6 separate regions of the Mus musculus genome follow, and regions 1, 3, 4, 5 and 6 are each linked to region 2. The links are chromatin loops, found by intact Hi-C in ENCODE. Cell type or tissue: heart. All regions are shown on one strand. Each heading gives the region's core, and the rest is flanking DNA. Links, peaks and the distances in the headings are about the cores only. Region 1 holds the start of Ccn1 (cellular communication network factor 1). Region 2 holds the start of Bcl10 (B cell leukemia/lymphoma 10). Region 3 overlaps Odf2l (outer dense fiber of sperm tails 2-like). Region 4 overlaps Znhit6 (zinc finger, HIT type 6). Region 5 holds the start of Odf2l (outer dense fiber of sperm tails 2-like). Region 6 holds the start of Znhit6 (zinc finger, HIT type 6).

Region 1 (4,782 bases), core at 440-4,439, 270 kb before region 2:
TACTATGAAGCGAAGTCTTCTCCAACTGCGGCTGCGCTGCTGTCCGTCCACATCAGCCCCTTGGCATTCTCCAACTGCGGCTGCGCTGCTGTCCGTCCACATCAGCCCCTTGGCAGTTTTGAAATACCCTAATGCTACTCAAGAATGAGCAAGGCACCATTCATCCTCCGCCCACCCACGTCTCCATGATGCTTGCGCTTCTCCTCTGTCCAGCCCACACTAGGAACCCTGGAGGCACTTAGTCCCTGAACTTGTGGATGTCATTGAATAGGCTGTACAGTCGGAACGATGCCTCGTTGGGATGCGGGCAGTTGTAGTTACATTTGCAGGACTGGATCATCATGACATTCTTGGAAAACATCTCTCCATCTTCGCATCGGAACCGCATCTTCACAGTTCTGGTCTGCAGAGGTGTGCAGCACCGGCCATCTACGCAGGAGCCGCAGTATTTGGGCCGGTATTTCTTGACACTGGAGCATCCTGCATAAGTAAATCTGACTGGTTCTGGGGATTTCTTGGTCTTGCTGCATTTCTTGCCCTTCTGGAAGAAAGAACAAAAGAAAGCCAAGAATGAGGATTGTTGTTTTTTTGTTTTTGTTTGTTTGTTTGTTTGGAGGTATGCTTTTAACCACTGTACATAGTGTTGGGCTTCATAAAGACAATTTCTTTTCAGATATATCATGGACTTTTCTTTTTTTCTTTTTTGAACAGAGGCTCATATCCCACCCACCTGTGGGGTCATCACGGTCAAGCCCTGAAAGAAACTTACTTTTAGGCTGCTGTACACTGGTTGTCCACAAGGACGCACTTCACAGATCCGGGTCTCTTTCACCAGGCGGCACTCTGGGTTGTCATTGGTAACTCGTGTGGAGATGCCAGTTCCGCAGCTCTTGGAGCACTGGGACCAAGACGTGGTCTGAACGATGCATTTCTGGCCATGGGCGTGCAGAGGGTTGAAAAGAACTCGCGGTTCGGTGCCAAAGACTAGAAAGATAAAGGAAATGGAAGGCTTCTTAGATGCTTGCATACACACACTGGTTTCTACAAAGTTGCAGACCAAGAAAGCATTTCTGCACAGTGTCTTAAGGACTCTATATCCACTTACCAGGAAGCCTCTTCAGTGAGCTGCCTTTTCCAATTGCGATTAACTCATTGTTTCTCGTTAACTCCACCTCCGAGGCATCGAGTCCGAGGAGGTCATCCTGGTCGTCCAGGGAGTCCTTAATGCTGTCTTCATCACAAACCCACTCTTCACAGCACTGCCCGCTGACTTTCACCAGCCGGGGGTTGGGACAGCCCAGATTGGGGAGAGACAGTTCTTGGGGACACAGAGGAATGCAGCCCACGGCGCCATCAATACATGTGCACTGGTGTTTACAGTTGGGCTGGAAGCTTTCCCCGTTTTGGTAGATTCTGGAGTTATATTCACAGGGTCTGCCTTCTGACTGAGCTGCAAAGACGACCAAAAGAGAGAGAGGAGAAGGTTAAGATTCGCCGCCACAGGCTGAAACTCATACATATTTTCCGCTGTTCAATTCAATGTATGGTAAAGTTCCCTACAGTTCCCCCGAGACTCCAGAGCTGAACAATAAGTTAGTCAGGAATCACTTTTCCGTATGCGCTTTTCGTTGGGCCCAGACACTCTGAATTGCATTCCAGACTGCTGAAATCATGTGCCTTTCTGCCAAGCTACCATCAACAAAGCGTCCACCATACATGGTCTCAAAATTACTAAACTTCTGGACTATGGGGACTATTATTTTTTTTAAAGGGGCCAAACCACAAGCCTCTTACCTCTGCAGATCCCTTTCAGAGCGGTGGAGCTGGCGCCGAAATTGCATTCCAACCCCTTGGTGTGGTCGCAGGGCTGAGTTTTGCTGCAGTCCTCGTTGAGTTGTTTAGCGCAGACCTTACAGCAGCCGCAGCCGTCCCGGACCAACCCGACTCCCGGGGCGCACTTGGGTGCCTCCAGAGGGCAGTGGCAGGCGGCGGGGCAGGTGGAGAGCGCCTGCAAGAGGGAGAAGCGCGTGAGATTGCTTTGCATTGCTCGGGGAGGCACGTAAACTGCCCTGAGCCTAGGTCTGGCTGTGGGGCTCCGTCCACCAGAAGTGTCTCGATCGCGTCCCGGCAGCCTGACCACCCCAGCGGCTGCGTCCCAGGAAGAGGCCCCCTGGGCATAAAGCAACAGCTACCTCCGAACTTTTCAGTCTAACTTTCCCTGCGGTGAAAGATCATGGCCCGGGGAAAGGAATCGATGAGGGCAGACCGGGAAGCAGTGGTTAAAAAAAAAAATCCAACTCACCAGTCTGGTCAAGTGGAGAAGGGTGACGGCGACAGCGAGCGTCCTGAAGGTGCTGGAGCTCATTGTGGCGCGCAGGAGGAACCGGGGCGAGCGCGGCGACACAGAACCAACAAGCCGGCGAGCAGCGGGATCAAATGCGCCCGGAGTGCGGTGAGGCGAGGGCCGAGGCGGCGGGTGTCCTTCTCTCGAGGTGCTGGCGGAGGAGGCGCAGAGATTGCAGGCGCTTCTCTGGGGCGCTCTCGCTCACGGTCTGCCCCAGCGCCGGGAGCCCGCCCTTTATAATGCCTGCCTAGGCGCCGCGTGTTGCAGTGACGTAGCTCTGTCGGCGCGTTCTAGAATTCTCAAACATCTCAGGAATGTTGGTTGGCGCGGGCTGCTGCCAAGCACCTCCCCTGGCTCCGTTGCACCTTTTCCCCCCTCTTCTCAGATCCATCAGAGAGAAAAAAAAGTTCGTTTTTTTCCACTTTAAATAACAACTTCCTTTGGGGAGGGCGGGATGCTTGGGGCGCGAGGGTGATGATTTTGATTGAAGAGGGTATATGGGGGGGGGGGGCGTGGTGTATGTGTTGGTGTGAACCCTTCAGATCTTTGCCTAGACATGGGAGGGCGGGAGACAGAGGAACAAAAGTGGTTTTGTTTGGTGATGCCTACCGGGAAAGGCAGCGAGCTGTTTGCTTGTTTACAACCAAGGTGAGAGTAAAGTTATCTACTGAGAGTCCAAAGGGGAGGGGGAGTTGGTTTCTAAGCCAGGGATCTATTTGTGGACTTCAAAGAGGCATGCTCGGATCAAGTCCCAAAGCTTTGGCATGATGTTTATTAGCCAAGAGAAGTGTATTGCAAATTAATACCCGGAGTGGCATTTATGAATGGGGGGGGGGAGGGAAGCTTCCCTCTTCGCTGGCATATTTCCAGCCAGAGGTCTTCCCTCATCCCTCCCCCTTTTTTTTGGTATGTTGTACTTGTTTGTTTTTGGAGGTTCCCAGTTTTAGTTCCAGCCCACTGCCTGCATTGGAAATCCAAGAGGAAACGAGTGCAGAGTTCTCCCGGAGCCTGACGTCCACTTCCTCACGGATGCCGGAGGCCGGGTCAACCCTCCTGGCCTCTCTCCCTGGACTGGCGGCGGTGGAAACTGAGCAGCCAAAGCAGAAGCGGAGGAGACCACCGTGGAGTGACTTGTCCTGAAATCACCAGGTGCAAAAGCTACCGGGACAAAACAGATTCTAACAGGACCATTGTGCCCTGTGGATAGCTGGAAAAAAGACTCGGGGTGTTTGCAGACACCCTCCCCCACCGCCCCCTATGTGTCTCGCTGTGTGTATTTGTTTGCCCCCCCCCCGTGTGTGTGAGTGTGTGTGTGTGTGTGTGTGTGTGTGTGTGTGTGTCTGGGCCCGTCCATGTGTTTAACTCCTTTGTTTTGGATCACTTAGAAGCCTTCTTTTTCAAGGGTAGTGCAGTGGCTCCCTCCAAGTTCCGAGACATGAGGGATTTAGAAGGCAACACTGTAATAGAGGAAGTTGGGTTTTAAGATCTTATTAAACATACAACTGAAGACACCCCTCCCACACAAGACCCTATTTGGGGTTATTAATGCCATTCATAAACTGGGATAGCTTTTCTTCATTTTTAATATTTAGGGCCTCTCTGCCTTTGCAGCTTCGCGATCTTGCTTAAGAGAGCCTCCTGCGTTGCCTGTTCTATGAATGACTCCAGTGAGAAGGAGAGGCTGTTGCGCACACTCCAGTGAAGACAGCTGTTACTGGAAAGAGTTAAGTTCATTCATTCAAAAGCGCCCTTTCGTAAGTCCTGGAGGAATTTGCTAGAGGCGGTAGGTTCTCCAAGGCTTTCTGGGGGTGGGGACTTTTAAAGACAATGGGTTGTCAAGTGTTATGCAAATAATGAAAGCAAAGCCTAGGCCTGGTCCCCTCGGCTGGCCGATTTATTAGAGAACAGTTCCTCCTGCGCACAGTTCATTGTTTCCATCTTAGGGAAGCTCGGGAGGGTAGGGGGTGAGGGTGGAGAAGGCAAGGAACAGGGTAGAAGGAGGCGCTGGAGAAACAGAATGGAGAGGAGGGTTCCTGGCTTCTGTTGTGGCGTCTTTTCTATTTGACTTCATGGTTGTAAGTATTTCCAGATGGTGAATCAGACACCAGACGTAACAATATTTCCATATTTGGGTATAGCAGTAGCCTGCGTTTTTAACATTTTTCTCCCTCTGTTATCCAACCACAAGGCATTCTTGACAGCTTCAAATGTTGTTAAATATAGACTTAACTTCTGTTCCCAGAGCAGGAAATTCGTTGGAATTCCTTGTTTTTCACGCAATCTGTCTATCATGATTTAAAATAAAGTTGCAGTGGATGATCCAACTGGCCTGAATATGCTGTGTTCCTTTGCTGAGGGGAGTTGGAGGGTGAGGGGGGGAAGCCTAGAGGTCCGGTATACGGCACAGCGTTCAAACAGACACGCCATTCCATAGATGC
Region 2 (4,782 bases), core at 646-4,645:
ACCCTGAGAAACCTGCTAAGCAATGTCATCACGTCCCAACATCACAGGCTATGATCCCACTGCCTTGTGCTTGTAGCATCTAAATTGAATCTACAGGACATAGGTCGGGTGTCTCACGTTCCAGAGTAGGATATAGGTACACTTGTAAGTTAGATGGAAATGCAGGTTCCTGTTAGCGTTTGGGAATCGGTACTTATTGCAAAGAAAGGACAGGCTTGTTTGCTTGAAGCTATGCCTTTATAGTCTGGCCCTGTGACTTAGCCGAAAGGGAGGGAAATGAGTTTGCCAATGGAGGAATGGTGATACATTAGAAACTCAGGATTGAGATTCACAGGCCATGATCATGCACAAGCTGAAGAAGGCGGATGGCTTGAACCCAGTTCAACATTTGCCTGAAAACATAGACATTATTCCCAAGAAAACAAGAAGGAAGATTGCTTGACATTTTTTTTTTTGTGATGGTAGTGAGTATTCATCACAGTGCCCTATATCTGGGTGGCTGGAGAATGAAATCTTCCAGCTGTTTCTCTGACTCCCATCCTTTCTTCTGCACTCTGGTCTTTTCTTGATAGCAACAGGGAGCCTTTCAAAACAAAGTCAAACGCCCTGGCCTTTCTCACCCAGCCTGCTCTCCTCTCTCTCACTGCTCCCAATCCAGCCAGGCCTCTACCTCCTGGGGTCTAGATTAGAGCAGTAGCTGGCCAGCTTGCAGAACAGTGAAAGCATAGTTTGCATATGTCCCTCTGCTCCTCTGAAGCCTGCAGCGGCTTTCCTTCTGACTCAGAGTAAACCTGTATGACTCTGGGCAAAGTCAGATTAAACTCTGCCCGTAGCAGAGTTCACCTCCCCAGCCACCCAGCCTCTGCATTGCAGGGCTCTCCACTGAGAGCTCTTTTTCCCTTTTTCCCTCTGTCCAACGGCTCCTCCCTCACTTCCTGCACGTGGGAAATGTATCCTTTATCTCCGTGTGGTCTCCATCTCCACCTTTTCCATTTCCCAGCGTCGCTTTCCCTCTTAGTATTTATGAGATTCTAGCATATTAAACACTTTACACACGAAACTTTTCAAATGTCTACCTTTTCCACCCCCAAACAAATACGTGCTTTAATGTAAATTTCACGAAGAAACAGATGTTATTGTTGTTTTTTCTGTTTGTTGGAGCCAGGCTCCTACTATATAGCACAGGTTGTCCCAGTAATTTACTAAGTAGCCCAGAATAACCTTGAACTTTGACAATACTTATGACTGGGTCTATTGTTTTTTATTTTGAGACAGGATATTCTTATCTGCAGGGTTCAAACAAAAAAAAACCTACATATCCAAAATGTGGGGAAAAAATGCAAAAAGGAAAAAACCCTCCTAATGTTTTAAGTAAGTTTATGATTTATTCCTGCTTATAGCTGGGTCAGATGCAAGCAGTTGGTTGGCCAACACAGCTAGCTAGCTTGTGCCACCACACCCTAGCTGGAGGACAGAGGTGTTTGATTTGCTAGAAGAAGATCTGGGTGTAGTTCAGTAGTTGCCATTCAACAGATGGTTGCTACAGGAAAGAGCAAATGATTAAGCAAATTGGGTTATAACAAGACAACGGATGACTAAGGACACAGGAAAACACTCTAGTATACTAGACATCAGCGTAAAAAAAGACCTGGCATAATGTAAACACCAAGATTCCAGAACTCTGATCAAAGCTACAGAGATGTGGCTTTAAGCCTCTACTGGTTCTTTTGTTTTAGATAAAGATTCCTGTTGCCTTTGGTCCTCTTGACATTTCAGTCTACACTTGCAGATTTACTTCATCGACCACATAATCATTTTCTGCCTAGGACTCTATGTGGAGCACCTCATCCACTAGGACACGTTTTGCACGGGCTACGAGTTAAAATATCGTTCTGAAAATAGCCATTTGGCCTCCAATAAACAACTTCCCCATCAGAGCATCCCTAGAATTTACTTACTGAACAGAGATAAAGGATAACAATAAGAGAGTGTAACTGTGTACCAAGTAGCTTCAGAACCTTAAATATACTCCTAGAGGCCCTAGCTTTTTAAATTTGTCTCTACTGCATAGATTAATAAGGAGAAATGCTTCTAATGAATAGAGACTTAAAAGTACCCAAACACTACCTGTGCTGCTAAATTGATGGGATTGCAGGTAATTTTTAAATCTTTTAACAGTTTTTTTTTTTTCTTTGTGTTTTGTCGTTTTGTTTTCTGCTCTCAAGATCTCCTTGCTCCTGTCTCCCTAGTTCTAGGTGGTAAATGGCAGTGGCCCCCCAGAGCAGGCCCTCAAACGGAAGTTATGTGTGCGTGTATACATATACGTATGATCACGCAACTGTAAAACCTGGCTCAGCACAACAGGAAATTGTTCCGCAACATCTGGAAAAGAGAAGCAAACCAAAATGCTCTGGCCGACTCAGCCCACACTCCACCCAAACGAGGAGTCTGCGAAGGCGGGGAGATCCCGCTAAACTGAGCGGCCAGTGCTCCGCCCACGGAAACAAATCCTTCAGGCGTCCAATCCGCAAGCCTATGTAAATGACAAGGGGGCGTGGTTAGAGGGACGCCCGCTGTGGGCGGAGCCACTGCGGAAGCAGAGACGTAACCGAGGGTAGTACTGATTGGCTGGCACGTAGGTGGGTGGGGCCTGCAGGCAGACCCGCCTCGCCGAAGGGTGGTGCCTGAGTTAGGAAGAACGCTGAGCGCGGCACCGCTGGCCCCAGGGGCGGAGCCGGAAGTGGGGCGTTGAGGTCTCCACCTCCTCGTCCGTGAGCCGGCCGTTCCCCCGCTTCTGTTCCTAGTCCCCCCGAAGTCACAGCCTGATTCCCGGAGGCCCGAGCCCTTAGTCTGGGCGGGGTGGCGCGGGCCGGAAGGACGCCATCCCGGCCTGGGCCATGGAGGCTCCCGCACCGTCCCTCACGGAGGAGGATTTGACTGAAGTGAAGAAGGACGTGAGTAGCTCCGCCGGGCTGGGCGCAGCGGGGCGCAGCGGGGCGGGCGGGCGGAGGAAAGCGGAAACCCGGAGCTGAGCGACGGGGAACTTCAGGTCGGAAGAGCGCGGGGTCCTGGCACAGCACGACCTGCCTGCTTCCCGGGAGCTGGCTGGAGACGATCCACCAGCGACCCGGGAGTCCGCGGTTAAGCCTGTCGGTGGGCTTGGATGTTTCCTTGCCATCCGCTCGTCGCTGGTGGCTTTCCATCCTGCCGATCCCCCATCCCACGCCACCGCCGCGGGAGCTGCTAGCCTAGGGAGCCGCCGGAGTGTGCCCACAGCGGGCTTTGGACCAGGCATCCCCGGGCGTAGAGCAGATGGGTGAAACTGGTCTCTATCGGGGGCTGCGGAAAGCTCGCCAGCTGAACGCACGCCCTGGAATTCCCCGAGTAATCAGACGCCCACGTATTTAAATGAAGGGGGTGTGCGTACTTCTCGCTGAGACTTGGTTCCCAGGTAAACGTTGAAAATACTCCCGACTAAATTGGACTCTTCTGCTTAGACCATGTAGAACTTCACAGACACAGTAATATTTGAGGAAATGGCTTTAACCACAACGTGCTTCGTTTTTTTTTTCCTTCCTTTTAACTTCTTTTGCCAGAAAAAAAAAAAAAATCAAATGAGCACAACTTAGATAATATACATGAATTCACATTAAAAACCGGTAACTCGTTCTTACTTAGCACCAAAATGCTGCCGAAAAATCGTCTTTACGAACTTAACCTCAAGTTGTTGAAGATGTATGTGTGCTTCAGACCCCTTTTTCTACCATACTTACCCCTTGTAAAGTTTATTGCGCTGTGCCCATAATTACAACTGATAGAGCTAAGTACCAGGAGGGAAAGGTACGGCCAGGATAACTGCCATAGTTTCCGTGTTCAGTGGAGTTGGTAGGGCACCTGCTGTATGGAAAGCTACACATTCTACTTGAAACAAGGTCTTTGATACCCACTATAGTCCTTAAGAGGACAGTAAACCCTAAGTGTAAAGTCTGGGAGCTCTGTTCCCATGTTCCACAGTTTTGAATTTTCTCACAATCATTAAAGTACCTATAAGGAGAGAATTGCTTTTCATTTTATAGCTGGCAAAACAAGACAAGACCTGTCTGTAGATAGGGGAGGAGAGTGCTGCAGGCCTTTGTTTCTGCTCCGGGGTTCATTGACGTCATCCATCCTGACAGTTGCACGTTAGACCTGTGTCAGATGTCCATAACCTTAGAGAGACTACAGAGAAGCGTCAGGGTGTCTATAAAAATAGTGTTCCTTAGATATTCACCCTATTATTTTTGAAACTGCTTATGACAAGCTTAAACATTCATCCGCATTATTTGAATCTCCTTTTTTTCTCAACTCCAGGACTTTATTTCCAAGTCTACCAGAACTCAAACTATAATTTCATACATTTGGCTGTTGTTTTGTTTCTCTGTAATTCTGACTGTCCTGGCACTCACCTGTAGAACTAGCTGGCCTCAACTCCCTTCCTCTGCCTCCCAAGTGTTGGGATTAAGGCATGAGCCACCACTGCCTGCTATGTTCTTATGTTTTCAAAACTTGAACTTTTCATTATCCTTCCCCCAAAACTGCTTGGTGTCCCTTCTGTATTATCTGTCTTGATAAATGGTGGGAAGTTGTTTACATGAGGCTGTCTGTCTGTCTCAGGGTTTGCTTTCTGTGGCTTCTGTTGCCTGTGGGTCAGCTATGGTCCAAAAATATTTAATTATTTAATGGGAATTTGATACGGTTATAGTGATACAAATTGAGCACTCTTCTAAGTACCGTGACAAAATC
Region 3 (4,782 bases), core at 565-4,564, 800 kb before region 2:
AGAGTTGGATATGTGAAAAGCAGTCGTTGGCCATGTTTGTTGGGAGTGCTAAGCTTTGCATACTTTCCAGGCATTCCTGAATTCTCCAAAGCTTGTAGGTGCTTAGGATTCAACTCTAAATAAGACATTCTTTCTTGAGATCCCAGCCTGTGGAGAGAGAAATATTTAAACAGATAAATGAGAAAAAGATAAATGCTAATCGCCCCCGAGGGGCTGTGGCAGTTACAAACTAAACAGACCCACAGGGGAGTTTGCTGGGATGTCACAGAGCCTGCTTCTCTTTATCCTTAGTTTGGCTTTTCATGTGACCTGTGCATTTAAGGTTCTACTGGGCTGTATGTAAATATCTCCATATATTCTCTACAGCGTGATTTTTGTAGTAACAGATGTTACACAACTCAGCAGCAAGAGATCCAGGAGGAGTATCACAGGCCCTCTGGGTTATTCTTCTTTTTGAATTTTAGCTGCTAAATATTTGTCTCTGCATTGTATATTGAAGCATCAGACAAAAATTGATGCATTTTTTGCAGGTTTTCTGGGAGGTTTGTGACTTGCTAATTAAATATTTTGAATAGTTTCAACCTACTATTTCACATGTACCTAAACTAATGAAAATTTCTTGAACATAATGTATTTTAATAGGGAAATCTAAGACTAAATCTTAAATATTTGAAAAGCAATATAGAAAACACAAAACATGACTTTTAATCTTGTATGAACAGCCACAACAAAAAAGACACATGACCATTTCTAACTAGAGTTGTGAAAACTTAGTCTCAATGTTGCTGATGTGTTAATTCATCACTTTAAATGGGCCAACTTGGGAGGAATTCATCTATAGCCAGTCACTTGTAAAAAATAACATCTTCAGGGCTAAATGAGAAGATTTTTGCTAAAGTCCAGAAGTACTGTCATTTTTAATTATTATCTTCATCAGCAAAGAGTATTATTCTTGATTGAGTTGGAAATGGGAATGAAGAAGTGTAACAAGAAGGATGACTTTCAAAATAACATTTTATGTGCTCTGCCGCAGTTGTTGGGAAGTGTGTTTAATGTTGGTGCATTGAGTTTCTGCAGTTGTAAGAGGAAACAGGTTCTGTTGCCTAGGCCAGATGGAACTAGTACAAAATCCACCATGGTCTGCATATTTGTTTTCTAGTCCTTTTGGGTGAATATTGAAGGATTGCTATAATACTCCAGGAAATAGACCAATAAAGATAACTACATTTGGGCCTAGAGAGATAGCTCAGTGGTTAAGAGTGCTTGCTGTCACCCAGGCGTGGTGGCGCATGCCTTTAATCCCAGCACTTGGGAGGCAGAAGCAGGTGGATTTCTGAGTTGGAGGCCAGCCTGGTCTACAAAGTGAGTTCCAGGACAGCCAGGGCTATACAGAGAAACCCTGTCTCGAAAAACAACAACAACAACAAAAAAGAGTGCTTGCTGTCCTTGCTGAAGACCCAAGTTCAGTCCCAGTAGCTACGCAATCCCTGTATAACTCCAGCTCCAGGGGACTCTGCTCTCCATGTTGCCAACTCCCTAAGACTCATGTGCACATACCCACGCACAGATGCAAGATTAAATAAAATCTAAAAAGTGATCTTGTGTATGTGTATGTATATATATGCAAGCCTTTCAAAAATGTATATGGAAACTTGGAATTGGTAAATTATTATGCAATGCAATTTTGATATTATTTTAAGGTAACTAGAACATAAGTGAGTAGCATTTATAATTTTTTAAGACAGTGCCTCACTATGTAGCCCTAGTTAGCCTGGAGCTTGCTAGGTAAACTGGGTAGCCTTAAACTCACAGAGATCTGCCTCCACCTGCCTCTTAAGTGCTAAGATTAAAGACATGCACAGCCATGCCCTAATAGCAGTTATAATTATATATTGCCTTTGAAGCATTTATACATAATTGAGATCTTTAAATCACAGAATAATGAAAGGAAACAATCCCTCCTGAAATGATAAGTTGAATAACATATGTTTCCTAGCTTTCAGTGTCTGTGGAAAAGTTGTTGCTGAAGTGCCTGTAAAAGAGTCACTGAGTTGATGGAGATGCCTACTAGTGATGGAAGTCTTTCAGAGGGCCTGATTTCTTATCTCATCCGGGAGAGAGGATCTGCTCCACAGTGTGCCCCTGAGAAGCACCTCAGCAGGTAGCCTTGGTAGTAGCAGAACAAATCTCATCTTCTAGCTTCTTAATTAAATGGCAACCATTCACGAATAGCCCTGTCACATTTAGTATTTATTCATTAAAATATGCCTACATATCTGATTATAAAAATACTTACTCAGCAGGTTAGGGCAGTTGCCAGTCTTTATTATTCGTTTGTTTGCCTTACTTGTTATTTGTACTTTTTGAGCCGAGGCCTCACAGGCAGCTCAGGCTGTTCCTAATCTCTTCGGCTATTTGCCTACAGGTGTGTGGTTTAAGATCTTTTTATTATTATTAATTATTATTATTATTTGTAATGAAAGTAATTGAAAAATTAACCCAAGCTATTAATAGCTTAAAGTGAATATTATTGCCTGGTGTATTGCTGTGTAACAAATGATTATCATATTTTGCTTTTTTTAAATGGGAAATTTACTTGTTATTTGTGTGAATTCATATTCCCCCAAATAGTAATCTTAAAAAAAAATGTCATTATTATTGTTGTAGGTTATATAGACTAGCTTTTAGTTTAGTTTGCAGAAAATGAACAATGGGGTCTGGAGAGATGGCTCAGCAGTTAAGAGCACTGACTGCTTTTTCAGAGGCCCTGAGTTCAATTCCCAGCAACCACATGGTGGCTCACAACCATCTGTAATAGGATCTGATGCCCTCTTCTGGACATCAGTCTGAAGACAGCGACAGTGTCCTTATATAAAACAAACAAACAAAAAACAAATAAATCTTTTTTAAAAAGAAAATGGAAAATGGTGTTTCATCAAATATAATTGTTAATTTTTGTGCCCATGGTTTTGAATGAATGACACTTATTTATCATAAGCTTTTAACTGTAAGCCAGTGGTACTTATGAACAGAATCTTCTCTTTGAAATATCTGTAAGATACCAAATGCATGTGTGTATGTGAGACTTGTGCTGTGGAGTCAGAGGACAATTTTCAGATTCTGTTCTCTCTCCAGCATGTGCGTTCCAGAGGTCTAAACAGATTTCTAGGCGTGGCAGCTAGTGTCTTTACCTGCTGAGCCATCTTTGCAGCCCCATCAGTCCTGAATGAGTCTTCATGTGACATTCTACAAGGACACTAAAGTACTGAGTGATAAAAGGCATGGTGCTCTCACAGCACTTGCTGTTTGCTTTATAGATATTCAAAAAGCTTCTTTCAAATTTAGTTATATGTAGATTCTTATTTATTAAAAAATCTTAAATATATATTTATTAAAAATTTAGAGATAAATTTATTTTATGAGTATGAGAATTTTGCCTCCATATGTGTGTGCACCACATGCATCCTTGGCGCCCATGGAGGCCAAAGGAGTGTATGAGTTTCCCCAGAACTGGAGTTATAAAGAGCTGTGAGCTACCCTCTGGGGCTGGGAATAGAACCTGGGTCCTCTGAAGACCACCAGTGCTGAGCCATCTCTCTAGCCCTATACACAAATTTAAATGTACATTGCGTGTGACTCCATAGCAGCAAAATGTGAGATGAACTATTCTCCTACCTGTACTCAAGGTCCACGTCTTTTGGCCTCTGTCAGTCTATGTTTGGCCTGGATGCTTATAGTCCTGGTGGTAAGGTCTCCCCTAGGGGCATCTAAGTCAAACCCATGTCAGTCCAGAGGCAGGCTTGACCGTTCTCGTCTTATATAAAAGGTCTCCAGTTTATGTGTTAGAAGTAACTTCAAGCTTATTTGTCTGTTATTAGGCTCAAGCAAGACGTCGCAAATACAAAGATGGAGTTGAAAGCAACGCTTAAGGAAGCTCAGTTGGCATCCTGTTCAGTTGAATTACTTTTGCCATTATTTAAGAACACTGTGGAAGGAATTAGTCTAGAAAACGTGAGTGTTGGACTTAGAATGGCTAATGAGATGGGAAGTGAGCATAATATTCAGAAGGCCTTGACCAAGGACTCAGATCTCAATGTCATGCCCATGAATGCGCTCATGATACCAAATATGGGGGCTGGGGTAAGAATTCTTTATTCCTGTCATTAGCTGCAGTTCTTCTTATAAAAGGTTGTCTCAGCCTATAGTGTACTTAGTAAGAGACTAGAGTGGAAAGTACAAATTGGTATGTGACTGACCTGGCCTTCAGCTAGAGAATGAAACTTTCTGAAGGGTGGATTTAAAACTAAAATTGTGGTGTGCAGAGATGGTTCAGTGGCTGATCAGTTGCAGAAGAGATGGTTCCCACTTCTGGCCTCCATGGGTACCAGACACACACAGTACACAGACTTGCAGACAAAACACTCATTTACATAAAATAGTAATAAATAAATCTTTTAAAAATAAAACTCCCGAGAGATGCCATGTATCTGTTTACTGTGGCATCAGTTGGAACAGAATGATTTTACGATTTCAAATATGCTTCACTTTGGAACAAAGACAGCCTGTGGTCTGCACATTAGCAGAACAAATACTTCAAAGCTGTGGGGTTCTACAACTTCCTCTTATTTTGATTTAACCACTGTGTAGTGCATTCTGTCTGTTATTGGTAAACTTGCCAGGGCTTACCAATACTATATTCAAAATAATGGTTTTGAAACTAGGAAATAGTTCCTCACTGATAATACTCTAGGGTGTTTTACTTAATGTTGTCTTAACATGTAG
Region 4 (4,782 bases), core at 169-4,168, 340 kb before region 2:
GCATCAGTGCTTCTAGGGGACAAGAAGAGGCTCTCAAAGGCAGGGTTGTTGCGTGTGTTATTTATTATTTCTGGCTTTCCTTGCTTACAGTATTCCTAGTGGGTAGAAGCAAAATTACTTTTTGGCCCCTATGGCATGGTTAATTTCTGCTTCGTTACTTTAAAGCTAAATTACTAAGTGCATCAGGAATTAGTTCTTCTTTGACTTTATGAGGTCACCTTTTCTTCTAAGCCAGTGGTTCTTGGCCTGTGGGTCACTACCCCTTTAAGACCATTGGAAAAAGCAGATATTTACATTACAGTTTGTATCAGTAGGAAAATTACAGTTATGAAGTAGCAACAAAAATAATTTTATGGTAGAGTATCGCCCGCTATAACATGGGGAGCTATGTTAAAGGGTTAGAGTTAGGAAGGCTGAGAAGCACTGCTCTCAGCTTCTGTCTGCTTTGCCCAGTAGTAATTAATGCTGCAGGGCTTTGCACTGTGCTTGTGGAGGTTCTAGTTCTACTGCTCATGTTTCGATAAATCTCTGTGTCACAGTTGTGTTCTCTCTTGAGCAAGTGTGGTAACTTGGGAGCTTTTGCCAGCTCATAAATGGTTTTAAGGCAATTTTTAAATATTCTTATCCTTATATATGTATTTCTCCCATTGCTTGGCTATGTTTTCATGGAAAAATTCATCTTTATAACTACTGCCGTTACTAAAACCAAAGTCTGATGACTTACAAAATTACATTCCATTATTTTTGTAATTTTCTTACTTAGCTGGTGATTGCTAACCCTTTTCCGTGGACTTATGACTTGACTTTCCAACTTGGCATTACAACTCTTAGATTCCTATCCGCTTAACTAGAAAACTTGATCCCCCACCCACCCACCCCCCCATCCTCTGGGTGATCTTGTGTCTTCTTTAACTCAGTAGAAGGCTTGGTTGAGCTACTTTGAGATTGTCCAGTTACCTCCTTGAGCTTAATTACTAACTCAGAGGGAGTAACATATGTTAGAAACAGGTGTCAGTATATCCCATTTTGTACCTTCTTTGTATACTATTATCTGAATATGAATTGTAAAGCATTCTGAAATTAACTTTTATTTGGTTTTGTTGTTAGCTGTTCTTTATGAAGAATCGTGCCCGAAAGCAAGGCATTTACTTGAGGCTTCTACCCAATGGATTTAGCAAGAGAAAAGAGAATTCAACAGTTTTTGACCATAGGTAGGTGTCTCACTTTTACTGTATGTATAGCTGTCATAATTTGATAAGGGACAACCTATAAGGTTTGGTTTGCTTTAGAACATTGTAAACAAACGTCAGATCTGTAAACTGTTCCTGGATGACAACAGAAACTGATAATTGCATGTCCTGTGACTGGTGTGAATGTCCAAGAACTTGTATGTTGTCCTTGGAGAAGCTTCTCAAATGTTAATGTACATAACAAACCAGTAAATATCCTTGTGATTTCATCTCAGTGAGTTGGAATGTGATAACATGTATTTCTGACAGTGCCTCAACAATATTTGTGGCTGGGCTGGAATTTGATAGTGTGCATTTCTAATGGTGCCCAGAAACGTTCATGGCTGAGAATCCTACTTGGAGGAATCCTACTTTTTGAGTGTCGTGAAGTTTTCTTTGAGACCTAGAACATCATGGAAGTATTTGGGGAGCTTAACTTCAGATCTCGGAAGGGTGGTAAAAGCTAGTTTCCTTGGACTAACTCGTTCCTCCTCCTCCTCACTCAGCACTTTGTACCTTGGTGCAAGGTTAACACCCCTATAGACTTACTGCCTCTGTTTTGTAGGCAGGTCTCACTGTACTGTCCAGACTGGTCTCAGAGTTCTGACTCAGGCACCTCCCACCTCTGACCTCCGCAGGCCTCACTGCAGTGTCTGTGGCCTCTTATGGACTTTGGTCAGTTGTTTTAGAGGGACCTTGTTCTCCCGTTGTTCTCCATCTCTTTTCTTCTTTCTCTCCTTCTCCTGACTCCTCTTCTGCAGTGTTCCCTGAGCAGAGGGATTTGATGCACATACCTTGCTTAGAGAGGTTCCAAGCATGCATGCTCAGGCTTTCTCTCAGGCACTCACCTACCCTCCCTCCCTTCTTCCCTTCCTTCCCTCCCTCTCTGTGTTTTGTCTGGCTGTGAATCTCTGTATCTGACCCCATCTGCTGCAGAAAGAAGCCTCTCTGACTATAGCTGACTAAGACACCAGTACTCAGTACTCAGTACTCAGCCTGTGTGATTAGCTCTACTCTCAACCTGTATTCTTGTATGGCCTAAGGACCAGTTCCCCAGAAGGGCCCAGGCTTCACCTTCCTCTGCCCCACCCAGTTCTAGACAACCCCTAAGCCCTGTACTTATGGTCAGTAAGTACTTATTGTTCTTGTACCTCCTACTTAGAACTGTGAGTCCTAAACTTCTTAATCCATCTTTTGGACTTGGGGTTTGGTTTGGTTTGGTTTTTTGCTTTCTACAGATGTATATATCATCTTTATAGAACTTATAGATCATAGAGACATGCCCGTTGTCAAAATGTGAATTAGTATTTAAGTGTTCCGGTTCTGTTTTAGAAGTTAGCCACTAGGTGTCCCTCTTGTAAAGACTTAACAAACATTTTACAAATTTAAAAACATTTTATTCCTTAGATACAATTATAGCTTTCTTGTTATATCGTGTAACATGCCCATCTACTTGTTGGTTAACATAATTGCAATGATTTCCTTAAATAGTTGTGGCAATGCATTTCTTTAAACACAGGATTGTTTTTAACATGGTATCTATGTAAGTGTAGGTTTGTACATTCCTATAGCTTCGCTTTAGAAAGGAGCAAGGATAAGTGAAACGGTGAGTCTTGCAGTTGTGGAGAACAGGTGGGCTTTACAGTGAGATTCAGAGGGCAATATACTACAGACTCAAAGTTGTGCTGAAATGTTGAATTCTGCTATTCCTTTTCCATGTGGCTTTTAGATGTTACAGAGGAATTTCAGAGTGACTGTGGGGCCTTCTAAAAACACTGGGAAGAAGTAGAAGCCTGATTGTTCCCCTGCCCGGCCTCTCCTGACTGTGTCCATGACAGCAGGCAAGGGAGCTCTGTGACACTGCTTCCTAGGGCATACATTCCCGCAGTGCTGCTCAAAGACTGTCTCTGGAAAACCTAACACTGGTCATGTTCAGTCGTCATGCTTTACCATGATGGCCACCTACTCAGAATATTACAGCTTCTTGCCCACTGTGGTCAGGGCCTCGGGTGGTTACTTTGGCTGTTGGCAGGATTGCTGGTAGTTTAAATCTGTAATCTCATCACCTAGCCTGTGTCTGAAAGTCTGAAATGTTTTGTTCTTCCGTGGCTAGAAGTTAACATCTGCTTTTTTTTTTTCCAATTTTTTATTAGGTATTTTCTTCATTTACATTTCAAATGCTGTCCCTGAAGTCCCCTATACCCTGCCTGCCCCCTGCTCCCCTACCCACTCACTCCCACTTCTTGGCCCTGGCGTTCCCCTGTACTGGGGCATATAAAGTTTGCAAGTCCAAAGGGCCTCTCTTTCCAGTGATGGCCGACTAGGCCATCTTTTGATACATATGCAGCTAAAGTCAAGAGCTCCGGGGTACTGGTTAGTTCATAATGTTGTTCCACCTATAGGGTTGCAGATCCCTTTAGCTCCTTGGGTGCTTTCTCTAGCTCCTCCATTGGGAGCCTTGTGATCCATTCAATAGCTGACTGTGAGCATCCACTTCTGTGTTTGCTAGGCCCCGGCATAGTCTCACAAGAGAGAGCTATATCTGGGTCCTTCCAGCAAAATCTTGCTTGTGTATGCAATGATGTTAGCGTTTGAAGGCTGATTATGGGATGGATTCCTGGGTATGGCAGTCTCTAGATGGTTCATCCTTTTGTCTCAGCTCCAAACTTTGTCTCTGTAACTCCTTCCATGGGTGTTTTGTTCCCAATTCTAAGAAGGGGCAAAGTGTCCACACTTTGGTCTTCGTTCTTCTTCAGTTTCATGTGTTTTGCAAATTGTATCTTGAGTATTCTAGGTTTCTGGGCTAATACCCACTTACCAGTGAGTACATATCATGTGAGTTCTTTTGTGACTGGGTTACCTCACTCAGGATGATACCCTCCAGATCCGTCCATTTGCCTAGGAATTTCATAAATTCATTCTTTTTAATAGCTGACCAGTACTGCATTGTGTAAATGAACCACATTTTCTGTATCCATTCCTCTGTTGAGGGACATCTGGGTTCTTTCCAGCTTTCAATCACTCTGCAACCTGAATTGCTACCTTTTTAAGCAGAGCAGAGACTATGTCAGGTATTTCTCATGAATAATGGGAGATGCCTTGTGTGTTTGCTAGTTAAAGAAGATCACTACATAGGTCATAGATACTCTTTGCTTGTTTCATGCTCACCATGGTAAGGCCTGATGTTGAGGGAGGGGAGTTTTCTTGGCAGGCCACTTCTCTATGCCTGCTGCCTGGGTATCAAGGAGGATCTATATAGTGATGGGACTGTTTGCCATGTTTAGGGGATTCAGCTCAGAGCACCTTCCAGAACTAACTGTGGGCGGTTCTGAAGCTCAGAATTAGGCTTGATGAACAGAGCTGTTACTTCATGGACCTTAGGGTATCCTTATTTTTAAAAAGCACCAGATGAGTTTGAAATCTGCCTCTGGTTGAAAACTACTGGCCTATGTACCTACTAGCTCCTGCCCAACTTCTCAGCAGCCTCTGCACAGTTGAGTACTACTGATTGGAGTGGTGACATACAGGGCGCAGTAGATGCACAAGTCTCACT
Region 5 (4,782 bases), core at 358-4,357, 810 kb before region 2:
GTCAATTGGGGGTTGAGGTGCATTATGGGCAGTGAACATGGAGAGAGAGGCCCTGCCTCAGCAGAGCCCAGGGCGATAGCCCACTCCTGAAAGCTGTCCTGCCTCCACCATCATGGCCTCTACCTGTCCACATGCACAGATACATGCACAAAAAAAAAAGGGGGGATTTAAAAAAGAAAGCAATGGGACTGATTTGAATAGGAATTCTTATAGTTACATAGATAGGAAATCTAATTAATTCTTTCATGTAACACTATAGTTGTTTATTAAATACAATAATTAGAAAAAGGCAGTGACAGACACATCTAGGTCAAAATCAAACATTTAAAATATCAAAATGTTAGTTTCTTTGTAAAGTGATAGTTTTGGACAACTGCTAAATTGGGGAGAGGACTTCAAGGATCATTTTATCCTTTTTCATTCAAGGATAAAAGAATGAGTTTTTATGTCATAAACCATGTGACATTCGTGATTTATCTCTTCTTGCATTGTTATAACATCGTAGCAATGACTCTTGCATTGTAAATTACTTACTAGGCTGAGGAGAAAGTCAATATATTGAAGTTCCAGTATCTAAAATTACATGTTTTTATTTTTAAACTCCCACCTTTTCTGCTTTCAGTTACAAAAACCTCTTTTGGCATTTACCTACCATTCTTTGACAGCCATAATCAGGTAAAAGCAGCTTACATATATGATTAAATATGCTGAGAAGTGATAGTGGGAAGATAATAAAAATCTTTATTTTCCACAATTAAGTCAGTACTTGGAGAATTGCCTTCAGAGAACGATCACTCTCCAGGGAGGAGTAGCATGCAGCTCCCTGCTGTGGAATGAGTGTGTCCCTTCCTCCCACTAACCCTCAGTGTGTAGGCACTTGGAGTGGAGGCCTTGGCAGGCTGATTGGGTTACAGGAGTAGAGTCCTCATGATGAGATCTGTGTCCTTACAGGAGGTAGGTGAGATCTTGCTTCTTGCTCAAGTGAGAATACAGCAAGGAGGCTTCCAACCATCTGTAAGCATTAGGAACAGACAACTCACTAGCAGCCAGATTGGTTGATTCTTGAGTTGGGTCTTCTGAGATTCTAGAAATGTGATAAATATGTTTCTGTTCTTTAAACAACTCAGCCTACGCTACTTTCTTATACAAGGCTGAATTAAGACGTCTATTACCAGTCTATCCATGGCTGCTCATGTACCCAGCATGTCCATATTGAATGTCCCAGGCAACAGAGAGAAGAGCTTCAAGCTACTTATGCAGAAGGTGCATATTGAAGTGGCTTGTTGTTTTTGACTGTGGAATATCATTCCATTGTATTGAATATGTAATCAATTTTCCTGCTGGTAAACATTCAATCTACTTGCCATTTTTAGCTATTATAAACAAACTTGCTATTTATGACTTTCTTATAGAATATTTCATAAACATGTATTTTCATTTTCCTCACCTAGGCGAACAGCTCCCTATGGAAACTCCCTAAGAAGCACAGCATCTGGCTCTGAAGAGCTTGTACTAGCCATACTGAAGGGCCGACAGTTCAGCTCCTAGCTGACATTTCCCATAGCTACCATTTTACTCTATCTACTAGAAGTATGCGCTGCTTCGATATGCTGTTCATTTTTATATCTCTTCCTGTGGTGGAACCTGAGGGAGTGGAGCGGAGGAACGAGGCAGACTAACGCCGCATGCAATAGCCAACTTTATTCAGAGCATCAGACAGTGTATACCCTGAGTGCTAAGAAAGGTCACTTGAGTATATAAGAAGGACAAGGTGCACGCGGCAAAAACATGTTTGTTTGTTTGTTTCCCATAGAGGCAAATAAATGGATAATAGCCAGTTGTACAAAAACTCGGACGTAAACTCACTCCTATCTACTACACCTGGGAGGTGCATGAAAACATTCCAAGAACAATGACAAAACTCCCAAAATCTCATAAGGAAAACAAAACAAAACAAAATAAACAAACAAAAAACCACTACTAGGTCCTACCAAGATCTCATTTGGCCGGTTCAGCAGTTTAGAAAGCACAGCAGCTTTATCTAAGGACTTAGGAGGACTTGAACGACATTTTGGAGAACCTGCTGACTATGTTTTTAAAGAAGAAAAACTCCTGTGGGGGATAATGCCATACACTGGAAAGGTTTTTCTGTCTTGGGTTTTTTCAAATCCTAGCTACAAAAAAGGGCAAAAGCAGGGAAGTCATTTTTCGATCCAGTGTCAAGAGACTCGGAACGGACCTTCCTTCCCTGCTAGGATGAGAGCGGTTGAGATTTTCGGTCAGCGACGCACAAAAGCTACGCCTTTTCTCAAAGCTAAAGCTTTTGAAAAATCTCACTAGAGAAACCAGAGCAGAGACAACCCCCCGCCGGCCACGCCCCCTCACTCCCTCCAATCACAGCAGGAACGGCGCTCGCGCTCTAGAGCTCCCGACCAATTAGCTGCGTCGGAGCGGGCCGATGAGGGCGGGGCGTCCGTTTCCACAGAAACCGCAGGCCGGTTACTAGCAACGTTGAGCTCCAAGGTGGACGCGCTCAGGCCGCCGCTGCCTGTTCTGGTGACTCGTCAGCTTCTCTCCCCGCGCTCCCTGCCCTTCCCTCTGGCCTCCTACTCTCTCTGCACTCTCCGCCTGCTGCAGTGACCCAGGGCCGGGCAGGCCTCAGAGAGGCCTCCGGCCATTGTAGGTAGTGGCGGCGGCGGGGGATGACGTCAGGGCGACGGGCGGACGGGCGGGCGGGCGCGAGTCTGGGGTGGGCTCTGAGGGCGGGCCGCGCGTGACCCTAGGCACCCGGAAGTGAAACCCGTGGTGCCCACCCCTCCTGAACAGTATGTGTTTGGTGCTCAGGTCCTCACTGTCACCCAGAGGAAAGCGGACATTGTGCCCCTGCTTCCCGCGGTGTGGTCTCGGGGCGCCGGGGAGAAGTTAGCGGGGGATAGGGTCCCTGCAGAGCGAGGGTCCGGGTTTGGGGGTGTTTCCGACATAGTGTTTTCCTAATCTTGAGCTCACCCGATGCCAGTCCAGTTCTTGACGTACCCCGAGTCATGTCCCCTGTCTCTGGCACTGAATATGTCAGTTGAGTAACCTTAACCTAACGGTGGCTGCTATTGGTGACCCTAAAGACCAAGTTTCTCTGTCACGCCATGGCTTACAAGGGTGTCAAATGTTTGAGGGTACGAGTGCCTCTGGTTTAGGTAAAGGATCAAACTGTAGAAATCGTGCCTGTTTGTAAGCTTTACTTCATACCTTTGATTAATGGTGAGACCGGCCATATTTGTAATTTTTAATAGCAAAGTATTATTATTGCTGTTTTCTGCTAATTCTACAACTGGTGTATATTAATAGTTTTAGTCTTTGCTTTTCGAGCGTCTCAAGATCTGAGCAGATAGCCTCATTTATTCGTCACTTTTGTTAACTCCATACAGACAAATGGGAGTCAGGATGAGTATAGAAACGATCCGTTGCAGGCCACTGATGCCCCCAACCCCCACCCTCTGGTTTAGTAGTTCTCCATTTATGACTGCTTCAGCAATGACTTTCTACAAAGAACAGATAGGTCTTCAAGGTTGTTCTGTAAAATCAGTTCTGATCAACTCAGGCTTGTAAGTAAATTTAAGGTAGGTTGGTTAATTCAGGATAATTACTTTAAAAAGGAGAAAGTGGAAAAAACGTGAAGATTGCTGAGCTGCCCCGCAGAGTGGGCCAGATGGCATCTAAGTTTAAAGGTGGGATAAAGTAAGATGAGTCCAGGGATTCTACTTCTTGCTCAGTGTGTCACCGTGACTCTAAACCACCCCTGTTGCTGTCCTTGATGGTCATCCGTGGTCCTAACATCTGCAGTATCCTGGGATCTTTAACCAGTGGCCTCTTCTGTCCTTTCATTGTACCAGTCCTCAGTTTCTTTCCGTGACACTTGCAATCCTTGTGTATCCACTGCATTTCTCCAATAACATCTCCTGGGCTTTCCTTAGAAACCCTTGCCTAATCATTCCAAGCCTCGGTTTGTATTCATTGCCTCTTCAGTCCTGAGGCCTGCACTACGATGGGGGGCTGCTCTGTCATCGGTGGCTTTCTGACCTCTATGCTGGTCTCCAGTCCTGTCATACGGTGTCAACCCTCAGCTGCTCTCCGTGGTCCCTTTACTCCTTGAAAACCAGAGCCATGTGGAAAACTCCTAACACATTACTAAGTTTAGCTACCACTTAAGGTACAGCCTTGGCCTCCCTGAACCACCGCTTCCCAGAAGAGTTCACCTCAGCAGTGCTGGTCACTTATTAATTATAACTACTTTTGCAGCTCAGGCCAACCAGCATCCATTGTAAAGCAAAGATTTTGTTTCAGTGCTGCTGGTTTCCTGTTGACTCTTCAGCCCCAGCTGACCAGAAGCCACAGATTCTTATTCAATTAACCTCTCTGAATCATAAATGTCACCCTGTTCCCTCACTCACACCCAATCATTTTGATAGCTTTTATTTAGAAATCTGTTTTCCTGCTTTGGTCATTTTTGCTTATCTATTTCTAAGTTTCACTTTTTTTTTTCCATAGTGGAGTCTAAAATGCTATGCAATTATCTCTTTGGTAAGTTTTGACTAGTTTCCAGAATACAGAGAAAAAGCATCTTTCTTACATCTACTTTCTGTTTCTTGCTGAGTATTTGAATTTTTGGATGTTATTTTAATAGAATTTGCATGCTGTTGTTTGAAGTCACATGATTTTGATTTTCAGGGATTGGTGTTTAGCAAACAAACACTTATGGAATTCTATGCTTTCTCGTCAGGGAGAGTA
Region 6 (4,782 bases), core at 645-4,644, 350 kb before region 2:
CAGATCTTGAGGCTGGAAGACACAAGTTTCTGACGTGGATCTTGGCATGGAGATCTTGAGGCATAGTAGCTATAAAAAACTTAGGCCCAGGCAAGGTAGTACATGCCTTTAATCCCAGGAGAGTAAGGCAAGGGATCCCTAGGGCAAAACAAGTCCCAGATCCAAGCGTGATAGTTCATACCTTTAATCTGGGCCAGAGCTTATACTGGAGATCTACATAAGACATTGAAGAAGGAAGATCCCCTCTTCTTCGCCGCTTGCATTTACTTGCCAGCACATCTGTTGGAATCTACTTCTACAGAAGACCAGCTGAAACAACTGGCCTCATGGGCCTGAGCAACTAACTACTAGATCCTTGGACTTCCCATTCACAGCTGCCCATTGTTGGGGAGTTGGGGAACAGACTCAAAGTCATCATAACAAATTCCCTCAATACAGAAGGACATTCCATATTCTGTGACTCTAAAGACCCCTGACTAATACAGTTGGTACGAACATAAATAGCACAGCCATTATAGGGCTCAATATAGAGGTTCCTTAGAAAACTAAAATTAAAGGTACCATCTTCTCCAGCAGTTGTAATCTTCCTAAGCTACAGGAACCTAAATCATCATACTGCTCAGTAATCTGTTTCTACTGGGTGTGGTGGCACAGGCAGAGGCAGGCAAGTCTCTGAGTTCAAGGCCAGCCTGGTCAACAGAGTGAGTTCCATGTGGGCTAGAGCTACACAGAGAAACCCTGTCTCAAAAAAACTAATAATAATAATAATAATAATAATAATAATAATAAATTTATAGAGTATTATTATTAAAAACTGGCCATGGTGACACATGCCTTTAATCCCTGCACATTAGAGCATGTGGATCTCTGTGAGAACAAGGCCAGCCTGGTCTACAAAGCTGATGAGGACACTCATCAGGACAGCCACAGCTATGCAAAGAGACTCTGTCTCAAAGAAAGAAAGGAAAGAAGGGAGGGAGGGAGGGAGGGAAAGAGGGACAGAGGAAGGAAGGAAAACGAAACCTGCCCATTCATGCTGATTAAGCACTATTCACAACAGCCAAGATATGGTATCAGCCTATGTATCTATCAATAGATTAACAAATGAAGAAAGCATGGTATATATAGACAGTATTTTTCCGCTATTAATTAGAACACAAATGTTATTGGTAGAAGTACGAATGACACTTCTGTAAATAACCTCAATACAATCACCAGCTCACCAAGTTGGACTTGAGTGGAATCCTTTGGTCTGTTGTCAGTTCCTTCCTGGGGTGAATAGACATTTTTTTTTGTTTTCTCAAATTTCAAGAAGCTATAGAAAAAGTCAAAGGTCAGAGATTCTGCCTTTTTAGGCTTCCCTGGTTGGCAAACCGATGACTTCTCACATTTCAGTACCCTTCTCTACGTGCATCCATCCCACTTATATGCAAATTCCCTCTTATTAAACACACCAGTCAGAGCTGGGCGTGGTGGCGCGTGCCTTTAATCCCAGCACTCGGGAGGCAGAGGCAGGTGGATTTCTGAGTTCGAGGCCAGTCTGGTCTACAAAGTGAGTTCCAGGATAGCCAGGGCTATACAGAGAAACCCTGTCTCGAAAAACAAAAAAAAAAAAAACAAAAAAAAAAAAAAAACAAAAAACAAAAAAACAAAAACAAAAAACCACCAGTCAGATTGGGCTAGGGCCCAGCCAAAGGCCTTATTTTAAGTGTTATGCCCTTAAAAGCCTTGTCTTCGAATATAGTCAAAATTCTGAGGTATTGGGGTATAGTGCTTCACTATACGGATATTAGGGGCTACAATTACCCTGTGACAGCCAGCGTTTCAGTTGCCGGCTGTAGATCTTTTTGTAGTTGGTTCCCATGCATAGTTTCATGTAATCTTTGTGGGAGCAGATGAGAGTGTCTCTCCTCCCCTTCCTCTTTTTCCTTCTCCTATTTGTTTTGTTTTTGAAACAGCCCTGACCCTAGGAACTTACTATGTAGACCAGGCTAGCCTTGAAGGTTACAGAGATCCTCCTGCCTCTGGCTTCTAAATGCTAGGATTAAAGGCGTTTTTGGATGTCCTGGTCCCTAGTATACAGTGAAGAAACCTTAGACCAACGGTTCTCAACCTGTGGGTCGCGACCTCTTTGCTAAACCTCTGCTCCCCCTCTCCACCCACCCCCCAGGAGTATTTATAGTACGATTCATAACAGTAGCAAAATTATAGTTATGAAGTAGACACAAAAATAACTTTATGGTTGGAGGTCACCACAACATGAGGAACATAAAGATCCACACCACTGGTAAGGTTACGAACCACCGCTTTATACAGTCTAAACTTTGGAGGAACATGGGAGTCTGTATCTATTGCCATGCATTATTAGAATTAATCCTTAATACTGATTAAAGTGGGTCACTTATTTGAGACAATAATTCCAGTTCCCAAGACAGCAGTTTCAGCGCCTGAGAAAGGATGTGGCAAGATCCCCGCCCCTGGGTGGGAGTCCTGGTGGGCGTGGTCTCACCTGGCTTTAAGGAGTGGGGCCGGAAAGCCGCCGTGCCGTAAAGAACGCTACACGTCGTGAAGAGTCGTGGCCGGAACAGCTGCTTTACGGCTAGCTCGGCTTCCCGCAGGCGTGCAGAGCTTGCCGCGGCTGCTTTGCTGCACGTGTGGCGCTGTCGGCGGTTCGTTTGGTAATCTCTCTTATTGGCTTGGTGGTGCCACCGTGAAGAACGGAGTGGCAGCTTCGGCCTAGGCTCGTGAGCTCATGGAATCTGCAGCTGAGAAGGAAGGGACTCCGGGAGGAGGTTCCCAGAGGGTAGCGGAGGGGGCGCGGCCGAGGCCTGCGGCTGGTGGGGAGGGAGCCAGGGACTTAGACGGGAGCCCAGAAGCTGGCGATGGAGAGGAGAGGAACGGACTGGCAGGAACTAAGACCACGGAGGATGCGGAGGAGATAAAGATGGACTTAGCTGTGGTGAAGCAGGAAGTAGTAGACTGGTCGGATTTAGACAGTGGTGTTGCGGACAGCCAGTGGGTGAAGCAGGAGGTGGAGGGCGGGCCCGAGGTGAAGGATGAGAAAGGCGTGTTGGAAGTGAAGCAGGAGGCGGATAGTAGCCTGGTGGTGAAAGAAGAGGAGGTGGATGAGCCAGAAGTGAAGGAAGAGAAGGTGAAGGTGAAGGAGGAGGTGACGGACTGGGAAGAAGTGAAGGAGGAGGACTTGACCATAAAACAGGAGTTGTTTGTTGGTCAGAACGTAAAGGAAGAGCAAGTGATGGATGCAGCGCCTATAAAAGAAGAGGGTTCCCTCAAGAGCGAAGCGATGGAAGACGCGAAGGTGAAGGAAGAGCCCCAGATGAACCCCCGAGTGGGCAGCAAGAGGAAATTGGCTCTGTCAAGGTAGGGCGGGGAGAAAACCCAGATGGGAAATAGACTACTGGGTGGACGAGTCCTTAACAGCAGAAAGTGAGGTAAGTTAAACCAGGCGTGACGTGGGTCCCTGAAGTCTGAGTGGTGAAGTTCAGGTTGGGCGTGACGCTTTCGAGGACACAGTGTGATGTGACTGTGTCCAGAAGGGTATGGCCAGGTTAGGGAGTGAAAATTCTGGGCATCAGAAGGCCTTTGTGGAGCCAGAGCTTGTTAAATAAGAAACGCTTTCGCAGTCTTTCTTTTAGAGAGAATAGGATTAGAGGCGCCATCCAATATAAACCAAAAACCAGCAAGTGGGTAGACTAATAGACACATGTCAACTTACTCTTGAATTTATTCCGGGCTCCTATGAATGTTCGTTTCTTGGATGTAGTCTCTTTAATGTGCTCATGTGACAGTACAGAAGATCAGATTGTGGTCAGATTCAGTCTCAAACTCCTTGAGCTGATAGAACTGACTGGTACCAGGTACACTTTGGTTCTCAGTATCACCAGACCCTAGAAGACCGAGGACAGATGAATCATACCATTATTTGGGTGTTCATTCTGAATTCGCTGTGGAACTGGGGAAAGGGCACACATTGCTGCCAGTCTGGGATTCATCCTTCCTTGTTTCTCCGGTGTATATGTTTTTAAAATACTCATATGTAGCTCATGGATTATACTTCTAGACACACACAAAGTCTCCATGAATCACAATTTCAAAAATCGCTGGGCGTGGTAGCGCATGCCTTTAATCCCAGTGCTCAGGAGGCAGAGGCAGGCGGATTTCTGAGTTTGAGGCCAGCCTAGCCTGGTCTACAAAAATCAGCAATTCATATTATTCTCTTAAGTCCTGTAGAAAAAAATGGGCGGGCCAGTGACTTCTTTCATACAGTTTTCTTGAATTGCACGTCATTGTAAATGTCATTTTTAAACATTTTCATGATTTCCAATAGCAGCTATCATATACTTTATCAGAGTTGCTTTGACTACCTGCCTGTAAACTGTGAAATGCCCTTGAGTCCAAATTCTAAGACCGGAAGGACATACATAGAGTTGATTTTGCGTGTTAAGTCTCAGGTGCACTCTTACAGGTGTGAGACTTGTGGGACAGAAGAAGCGAAGTACAGATGTCCACGCTGCATGCGCTTTTCCTGCAGGTAGATATGTAGCTTCCTACCTCACTCCCTGCCTGTGTGCACTCTGACTTCAGGTACAGAGCTGCCTCCTGTTTGTTTCTTCAGTTTGCCCTGTGTAAAGAAACACAAAGCTGACCTGACGTGCAGTGGAGTCCGGGATAAGACCGCTTATGTGTCGCTGCAGCAGTTTACTGAGATGAATCTCCTGAGTGGTAAGTCACTTTGTGCACCACCCAGGGATGCCTTCTGGC

The links. Hi-C counts contacts between places; a loop is a spot of excess contacts. Peaks named below come from ENCODE experiments on the same cell type or tissue, not always from the same donor. Only the 100,000 strongest peaks of a DNase experiment are listed, where the experiment ranks them.
Region 1: a loop joins it to region 2, with 3 times the contacts of the local background. A loop is called at or near these places in 5 of 42 quality-filtered maps.
Region 3: it touches region 2 in a loop (2.6-fold over the local background); 6 of 42 quality-filtered maps call a loop at or near these places.
Region 4: it touches region 2 in a loop (4-fold over the local background); 7 of 42 quality-filtered maps call a loop at or near these places.
Region 5: a loop joins it to region 2, with 4 times the contacts of the local background. A loop is called at or near these places in 6 of 42 quality-filtered maps.
Region 6: it touches region 2 in a loop (3-fold over the local background); 7 of 42 quality-filtered maps call a loop at or near these places.

The regions. Positions count from the first base shown.
Region 1 is chr3:145,647,428-145,652,209 of GRCm38, forward strand. It overlaps Ccn1 (cellular communication network factor 1), which reads right to left and starts at 2,558. Exons shown (of 5, transcript NM_010516.2): 1 at 2,303-2,558; 2 at 1,795-2,008; 3 at 1,106-1,450; 4 at 770-984; 5 at 1-541. The coding sequence starts at 2,365. The coding sequence ends at 239. Gm17501 (a long non-coding RNA gene) reads left to right here and starts at 2,650. Exons shown (of 3, transcript XR_003954574.1): 1 at 2,650-3,493; 2 at 3,956-4,782. In heart, for the core only: CTCF peaks have their summits at 796 and 1,976 (motif pointing right); DNase peaks (open chromatin) are centred at 1,894, 2,614, 3,354, 4,094 and 1 weaker place; H3K4me3 peaks cover 4,000 bases; H3K27ac peaks cover 3,650 bases.
Region 2 is chr3:145,921,562-145,926,343 of GRCm38, forward strand. Bcl10 (B cell leukemia/lymphoma 10) reads left to right here and starts at 2,701. Exons shown (of 3, transcript NM_009740.2): 1 at 2,701-2,954. The coding sequence starts at 2,898. In heart, for the core only: no CTCF peak of the experiment used is centred there; DNase peaks (open chromatin) are centred at 650, 2,630 and 3,270; H3K4me3 peaks cover 2,270 bases; H3K27ac peaks cover 2,416 bases.
Region 3 is chr3:145,122,215-145,126,996 of GRCm38, forward strand. It overlaps Odf2l (outer dense fiber of sperm tails 2-like), which reads left to right. Exons shown (of 17, transcript NM_001162538.1): 2 at 1,997-2,161; 3 at 3,879-4,011. The coding sequence starts at 2,055. Among named protein-coding and RNA genes, the nearest start is that of Odf2l, 6.0 kb to the left of the region's middle. In heart, for the core only: no CTCF peak of the experiment used is centred there; no DNase peak of the experiment used is centred there.
Region 4 is chr3:145,581,422-145,586,203 of GRCm38, forward strand. Znhit6 (zinc finger, HIT type 6) reads left to right here. Exons shown (of 10, transcript NM_001081094.1): 5 at 1,108-1,211. Among named protein-coding and RNA genes, the nearest start is that of Znhit6, 7.6 kb to the left of the region's middle. In heart, for the core only: a CTCF peak has its summit at 2,581 (motif pointing right); no DNase peak of the experiment used is centred there.
Region 5 is chr3:145,116,104-145,120,885 of GRCm38, forward strand. It overlaps Odf2l (outer dense fiber of sperm tails 2-like), which reads left to right and starts at 2,486. Exons shown (of 17, transcript NM_001162538.1): 1 at 2,486-2,679. It overlaps Gm40163 (a long non-coding RNA gene), which reads right to left and starts at 2,310. Exons shown (of 2, transcript XR_867692.2): 1 at 2,240-2,310; 2 at 719-1,012. In heart, for the core only: no CTCF peak of the experiment used is centred there; a DNase peak (open chromatin) is centred at 2,458; H3K4me3 peaks cover 1,900 bases; H3K27ac peaks cover 1,877 bases.
Region 6 is chr3:145,573,616-145,578,397 of GRCm38, forward strand. Znhit6 (zinc finger, HIT type 6) reads left to right here and starts at 2,593. Exons shown (of 10, transcript NM_001081094.1): 1 at 2,593-3,381; 2 at 4,487-4,552; 3 at 4,637-4,743. The coding sequence starts at 2,753. In heart, for the core only: a CTCF peak has its summit at 2,694; a DNase peak (open chromatin) is centred at 2,556; H3K4me3 peaks cover 1,758 bases; H3K27ac peaks cover 1,462 bases.